Regions from separate parts of the Mus musculus genome. Here regions 1 and 2 are each linked to region 3. Evidence: chromatin loops called from intact Hi-C (ENCODE). Cell type or tissue: left cerebral cortex. All regions are shown on one strand. Region 1 overlaps Sgms1 (sphingomyelin synthase 1). Region 2 holds the start of Minpp1 (multiple inositol polyphosphate histidine phosphatase 1). Region 3 overlaps Sgms1 (sphingomyelin synthase 1).

The links. A loop is a pair of places that touch in the nucleus more often than their neighbours do. Peaks named below come from ENCODE experiments on the same cell type or tissue, not always from the same donor. Only the 100,000 strongest peaks of a DNase experiment are listed, where the experiment ranks them.
Region 1: a loop joins it to region 3, with 2.0 times the contacts of the local background. A loop is called at or near these places in 3 of 42 quality-filtered maps.
Region 2: it touches region 3 in a loop (2.7-fold over the local background); 4 of 42 quality-filtered maps call a loop at or near these places.

The regions. Positions count from the first base shown.
Region 1 is chr19:32,265,728-32,268,227 of GRCm38, forward strand. All of the region lies in intron 3 of Sgms1 (sphingomyelin synthase 1), which reads right to left. Among named protein-coding and RNA genes, the nearest start is that of Sgms1, 120 kb to the right of the region's middle. In left cerebral cortex, no CTCF peak of the experiment used is centred here; a DNase peak (open chromatin) is centred at 1,407; H3K27ac peaks cover 1,385 bases.
Region 2 is chr19:32,485,085-32,487,584 of GRCm38, forward strand. It overlaps Minpp1 (multiple inositol polyphosphate histidine phosphatase 1), which reads left to right and starts at 685. Exons shown (of 5, transcript NM_010799.2): 1 at 685-1,475. The coding sequence starts at 857. In left cerebral cortex, a CTCF peak has its summit at 1,435; DNase peaks (open chromatin) are centred at 788, 1,165 and 1,456; H3K4me3 peaks cover 2,500 bases; H3K27ac peaks cover 1,217 bases.
Region 3 is chr19:32,169,042-32,171,541 of GRCm38, forward strand. All of the region lies in intron 5 of Sgms1 (sphingomyelin synthase 1), which reads right to left. Among named protein-coding and RNA genes, the nearest start is that of Asah2, 67 kb to the left of the region's middle. In left cerebral cortex, a CTCF peak has its summit at 1,300 (motif pointing right); DNase peaks (open chromatin) are centred at 1,075 and 1,290; H3K27ac peaks cover 737 bases.

The sequences.
Region 1 (2,500 bases), 97 kb after region 3:
GTTCCCCGTTACCTAACCCCCAACCCCTGTACATCAATAAATCACCATTCTATGGGAAGTTTTTAGGGGCTGAAGTAAGTGGATAAAAACCTTTTTTGTTCCTTTTTGGTGGGCTTGTTTTAATTAGCAAAATGGCTTTAAAGTCATATATGTTAAACCATGAGTTGAAATCCCTTTACTATTTATTTGTAAATATGTGTAGTATATGTGTATGAATAGAGCTGTGTGTGTGTGTATAAATACACACACACACACACACACACACACACACACACACACGGCCATCACTCCCCAACACCTGCCCCAGAGGATTAGTCTTTCTCCACATATATCTACACCAGAAGCCATTGGCAGAGGTGAGCCAGGCAGTAGCCTGAGTGGGGCCAGCTCACCTGTAGAAGGGGTGGGCCAGCTCTCCAGCACCCATGTACATTAACATGCCTTTAGGCAGCAGCTCAGACCATGGGCTTCAGGTAACCAGGGTCACCAATACATACAAGACTCGTGAGCATAGCAGGCCACTGACCCACCCACCGCCCTCAGCAGCTACCCAGGCCACTAACACCCAGATCTTTTATGTGGGTGCTGAGGGTCTAAACCATGTCCTCATGCATGCATGGCAAGCTCTTTACTAACTGGGGCAACTCCCCAACCCCAATTTCCTTCTTTTAAAAGCAAAATAAACACATTCTGATTTGTGTGTAGAGAGTATTCTATTTCTCCGTTCACTTATCAGTAAATATTGAGGTTTCTTTCGAGTCTTAGCAATCATAAATAATGTTGCTGAGAACATGGGTGGGCCGTCTAACCAGGGGTGGCATGGCTGGGTCACGTGTACTTCTATCTTTTATGCTTTGAGGAACTGCCATAGAACTTTCCATGGTAGCTCAGCCATGCAGCCATTTCAAAACACCATAAACCACAGCAGGGCTTGCCTTTTCCCACATCCTCATCAGCATAGTCGTTATTTTCTGTTTTTGTTTTATTTTTTAAGACCGCATCTTCAAAACCAATTAATTGAATTCTTTTTTTTTTTTAATCTCATCTATGCAGTTGGCTAAAAATGGCAGAAAACCAGATCTGCATCAACTTTAAATACCTCCAGGGAGACAATTTTAATAAAGTAACTGAGAAGGAAAAAACAAGATAGAGAAGGAGAAGAGGGAGGGGAAGGAAGGAGAGCAAGTGCTGGAAACACACACACACACACACACACACACACACAGAGACCTGAAACACCCACTTCCGAGGCCAGCACTGCGGGAACCTTCGGCCTCTTTACCTGCAGACAAATACCTTGCCTTCAGAGCTCTTGGGAGAAGTTACAGAGCCCCACCCAGCACAACATCCAGACCTAATAAGCACTAAGATGTGGGAGGTTCAGATGGTAAGGAAGCAAAGTTTTGTTATTACTGGAAAACCACCAGAACTTACAGAAGGCCTCATGTTAGTCAGCATTTCAGTACAGACTTGCCAGCCATTCATGTGATACTGTCTTATATAATTGGGCATGTACTTCCCAGGCCTCAAGGATGCCACTAGTGTTAACATTAATAGCATATTCACTATTAAAAATGTAAGAACACAAACATATTCTTCCAGGGAGTAGACACGGTATCAGAGCTTAAGCAATGGTAACAGCACTAAATTACACCTTTCCACAGTTTGAAAGCAGCAGCAACATCAAAAACCATACACCTGAGATTATAATTAACCTAGTTATACAGCCAAGGAAGGAGGACATTAGAGACAACTGTTCACTTTTTTTTTTTTTTTTTTTTTGGTTAACCAATTAAAATGGCTGTCTTTTAAAGCGTTGGTTTAGGCTAAGTTCATATGTCAGTATGTGGAAAAGCAAAGAAATCATTGAAGACCTCACAGACACCTTCTTCTTAGAATTGTGTCTGGCCTTTCCATGATATTCAGAGAATCTAGGCTAGAGAATCAAAACTATGCTACCCAAACTCCCACTCGAAAGCTGCCCTTTAGCCTGTTTCTGGAAACTTACTAATCTACTACAGCAAAGTGCAGAAACCTTGAAATGTTATAAGTACCAGCTGAAGTGTTATAAAAGATGGATACATTTAAACATTAATTACACACAAGTGAGTTTTCAAATAAAAGCTAAGTGAAGACAACATGCAAATCAACCTTCTGCAAGACCTTTGTCCTGGTCTAAATACTTTACACTTCCAACCTGCACAAGCCTTCTCCTTTGCGTTCCATCAATATTACAATGTATTCTGAATGGCTCCTTACAACTGATGCATTCTTTGCATACTCTGCTGAGAAATATCCATGTCAAAAGACACTAAAGTATTAGTTATGCTACTAATTCAGATCTCGAATCTTTCCATGATATCAAGTCACAATAACCTCTTCTTTCTATCCACCCAAAGAAATGGCCTACAACACAGCACCTTGACCATGGCCTTAGTGTAGGCGTATTAGCTCAGGATTATAAAGGAATCTATGCTTTAATAATGATCCTTTTTAAATA
Region 2 (2,500 bases), 320 kb after region 3:
TTAAAATCTCAACTGATTTGCATATCTAACTACATGGGAGAATATGGGTGTTTCCTCCATACAGTGATGAGGTCATATTTAATAATGGAGTGCATCTGTGAGGCCATGATTCAGTGTGCTCAAATTATAAGGACGGCTGTTTCTATTCTCTCAATGGCCTTTGGCATAAACAAGCTTACAATCTTGAGGTGGTGTGTCAGCTCTAGCCTACATTAAAATCATACTTAAATTGAAGCCCAGGGCTTAAATTTCTGAAGGAATAAGCCCCTTTCTAAATTCATGGCTCTGAGGTGTCCTGCTTATTTTCAAACTCTTAACAAGAGGGTCGGGGGAGGGCGTGTGCTTCAGGAGGTATCTTGTAAGCAAAGGCCACAGACGTTCTTTCTCGAGGGATCTTGAGACTGATCGTTCAGGGGCCACATGTTGAAAACACACCGTAAGGGACAAAAGCCATCTCCTATAGCTTCTCTTTTGGTAGAAGCCGGGCTACCTACTAGAAAAAGGAAAGGATTCATGTGTGCTCTTTTACCACACCGAAAAACCTAAACAGCTCAGGAATCTTTGAATCGGTTCCTGAGGCGCCAAGCTGCCGGACAGTCGCCCACGCTCCGGGTCAACTGACGCCGGCTCCACCTGCGCCCGGTGTCACACGCTCGTCGGAGGTTTCCGCCTCTCCACTTGTCCACACCGAAGCTCCGAGACGATCGGCCACACTCGCTCGGTGACAGCACCGGAGACCACGCTTGCCTTCTGAGGTTCCCGGGCCGGAAGTGCGCTCTGCTCCCGCCCCCGCCGGCGGATCCGGAAGTGGGGGTCGGCAAGCGGCGCGCCGCCCTCCGCGGGGCCCCCGGGCACGATGCTTCGCGGCGCGCGCAGCCACCTCCCGGCCTCGGTAGCGCCCGCCGCGGTCCTGGCTGCGGCGCTGCTCTCGTCGTTCGCGCGCTGCTCTCTCCCGGGGCGCGGCGACCCGGTGGCTTCGGTGCTCAGCCCCTACTTCGGCACGAAGACACGCTACGAAGATGCCAACCCCTGGCTGCTGGTCGATCCGGTGGCGCCGCGGCGGGACCCGGAGCTGCTGGCGGGGACCTGCACCCCGGTGCAGCTGGTCGCCCTCATCCGTCACGGCACCCGCTACCCTACGACCAAGCAGATCCGCAAGCTGAAGCAGCTGCAGGGGCTGCTGCAGACCCGCGAGTCCCGGGATGGCGGGAGCCAAGTGGCCGCCGCGCTGGCCGAGTGGCCGCTGTGGTACGGTGACTGGATGGACGGGCAGCTGGTGGAGAAGGGGCGGCAGGACATGCGACAGCTGGCCCTGCGTCTGGCTGCCCTCTTCCCAGACCTCTTCAGCCGGGAGAACTACGACCGCCTGCGGCTGATCACCAGCTCCAAGCACCGCTGTGTGGACAGCAGCGCCGCCTTCCTCCAGGGGTTGTGGCAGCATTACCACCCAGGACTGCCACCTCCCGACGTCTCAGGTGACAGCGCGCTCCGCCTTCCCTAGACTGCGGACTCCCTCATCCAGCCTCCCCTCGTGTCCCTTTTTGTCACCTCCCTTTCCCGCTTGCGTTCTCGGGACCCAGGATGTGGACTTGGTTGTCTCTGTTGTTTTAGTAATACGCTTGTCCATTCACTCATCAGGTGTGAATTCCTAGCATTTTCTGCGCAAGAGTGCAGTAGGGGACGCTGGAGACCCAGCTAGAAGGAGGGGAAAGAAAGTATCGCTTCTCGTTTTACATTCCACATTCCCAAATCGCGTTATCCCCCCGAGTGCCAACCTAGCTTCTTTTCCCTTCCTGGCAAGTAGTTTAACACCTGGGCGCACTTAATAATATAGAACTTTCTTCCTCCCAAACTGCTTGTGAGAATTGGGAGTTTTGTTGTTTTGTTTTTTTGACACAGGGTTTCTCAGCCCTGGTTGTCCTGGACTCGCTTTGTAGGCTATGCTGGCTTCACAGAGATCCACCTGCCTCTGCCTCCTGAGGGCTGGGATCACAGGACTTTTGGCTTTTTTGTTGTTGTTGTTGTTAACAACATCTTTTCCTGTGTTTCGACATTTACAAGGATTTTTTAGGAAGCTGCTCCTCAAAGCCTCTTTAAGCCTTACTTAGGGTTAGGGTACCCTGTTTCGTTCTTGTGTTTGCTGTAGTTTCCCTTGTTGTAGCTGTGGTCCGTAGTCACATGTATATTACCTCACCTACTTATTCCATTATTATACGGCTTCGGGATTTCGGGGCACAAGTAGTGGAATCCTCATTTCACAGGTGAAGAAGCCAAGAGTGTGTCCCCTTCATCACCCTTATATAGTGGTGAACTAGTCAGGCCCAGTATCCAGATTTGTGGCTTTTCTAGAGTGGTGAGTTTTCCTTCGGAAAATGTTTTAGCTGTTGCGGCAAACGGTAACGCTTTCTGTGTGCCGAGCATCCTGTACACTGGGCACTTAACACTGCTTTATGAAGTTGCTAAGTGTGTCCCCTGCCAATCTCACGCACAAGAAATGAAG
Region 3 (2,500 bases):
TTTCCTCCACATCACTCCAGTCAACATTCAGGCCCTGCCTTGACCCCTCCTGTACCACAATCAGAACATTCACACTCGCTCTGTGTTACCGACATCCACAAGCCAAGCTGTGAGCTTACATCCTACTGCTACCCTGTAACAGGCAGTGGTGCCCCTTCAATGAGGGATAAACAGTGAGAATAATGTTACAGGTAATTAACAATTATCTTCCATCCGATAAGGATCCCTCTGGATTCCCTAAGGTGATGTCAAATATATCCTCCCCCCACCTTCTCTCACACAATATCAAAATGTCCTTAGAGATTAAATGTTTGATTTATAAAATACTTTTCTTTAAAGAACGTTTCTTTCTTCAAATATATTGTTTTGACTCTGAAGTATGGCTGTAAATGACCTATGAACTTTGGAAATCTGGTGCCATAATTAGCTCATTTGCCACAAACAGTAAAAGCAGCTATCTCAAAGCACACTTTGACTCTTTCTGCTGAAGACTACCATGTGTCAAAAGGTGATGCAGGCAGGCGGAGAATAATTTTCTAATTAATATAAAATCCTTTATATCCTATGTGTACAAAGTAAGTTTCCCTAGTCTACTGAGGAACAAAAATACCTACTGGTTGGTTATTTGAAACTCTTCCATTTCACTGAGGAAAGTCTACCACACCACACTTAACTTGACCCACGGAAGCCAACAAAGAACCTCATTTAGGGAACATGACCCTGGGGACTGACACCAGGTTTAAAATTAGCAGCAGCTCACAGGCCCAGATAGAAGAAATCAAGCTTAAGCATCTCTCCCAAAATACCCTTCTCGTGCTTCTTTGATAGCTAGTTAAGCTCAAACTATTTACAGACCAGGGACCATTTAAGGGGACTTCTGAATGAACGGCTCTTCAGGGCATGCTGTGGGCACCCATGGCACCACGGAAGCACCGTGTCCAGCTTGCCCCTCCTCTTCACTTCGTGGTCAAACGGGATGAAGGACTTCAGGGAAAGCAAGAACAGACCTCTCCCTCTGCACACCTACACAGCACCAGCTCTGGGGCCTTTCCAGGCAGCAAGTGTGCCAACTCCTAAAAATAAGCAACCATTCATTGGTTCTCTCCTATTAGCTGGGACTCTTTGGTTCTAAAATCTGGAAATCAAAACCATCTAATGCCCATTTTTCTGAACCCCTTTTTAACAGTTTTTAGAAACAAAAACAGAGACAAATAAGCTCCAAGTTCAGCTGAGATCCTTTCGCATGATGCAAAGTCTCCCCACAGCACAGAAATCAGGTTGCCAAGAGACTGCCTTTGAGCTAAGGTATGAGCCACCAGGGGGCAGCATAGCAGTAATGAGATGACAGGCTGCCCCAGGAGCCACCAGGTTTTTTTTTTTTTTTTTTTTTTTCCATTTTTTATTAGGTATTTCGCTCATTTACATTTGCAATGCTATACCAAAAGTCCCCCATAGCCACCCACCCCCTCTCCCTTACCCACCCACTCCCCTTTTATGGCCCTGGCGTTCCCCTGTACTGGGGCATATAAAGTTTGCGTGTCCAATGGGCCTCTCTTTCCAGTGATGGCCGACTAGGCCATCTTTTGATGCATATGCAGCTAGAGTCAAGAGCTCCGGGGTACTGGTTAGTTCATAATGTTGTTCCACCTATAGGGTTGCAGATCCCTTTAGCTTCTTTGGTACTTTCTCTAGCTCCTTCATTGGGGGCCATGTGATCCATCCAATAGCAGACTGTGAGCATCCACTTCTATGTTTGCTAGGCCCAGGCATACTCTGACAAGAGACAGCTATATCAGGGTCCTTTCAGCATAATCTTGCTAGTGTATGCAATGGTGTCAGCATTTGGAAGCTGATTATGGGATGGATCCCCGGATATGCTAGTGTCTACATGGTCCATCCTTTTATCTCAGCTCCAAACTTTGTCTCTGTAACTCCTTCCAAGGGTGTTTTGTTCCCACTTCTAAGGAGGGGCATAGTGTTCACACTTCAGTCTTCATTTTTCTTGAGTTTCATGTGTTTAGGAAATTGTATCTTATATCTTAAGCCACCAGGTTTTAAAGGACACGGAGTGTTCATTCCTCCCCAACAGGAGTTCAACCAGGTAGTAAAACTGCAAGACTTACAAGCTCTGTTTCCTGGGCCATCAACTGACACTCTCTTCCCAGTCCCTTTATGATTTTAACGTACATGTCATTAGCAATACAGTTCTTGTTATATAGCCGAGCTATCCTGCAATCTCACAAGACCATTTCTAGGACCCCAAGGAAGTATAAAAAGCCTAAATGACAGAGACCATCATTTCCTAGAGAGATTAGCCCTAAGAGGTTCATTGGAAATTCATCCTTGTCGTGTATAAAACTTTAGTAAGCTTTATCTCAGTACAATGAAATGAGACCATCAATGGTGATTACCAAATTACAATTAAATTATAAACATAGAAACTGTCAAACTCGTTAACAAAAAGTATGCTAAAATAATTTTAAATAGATACTATCTCAAG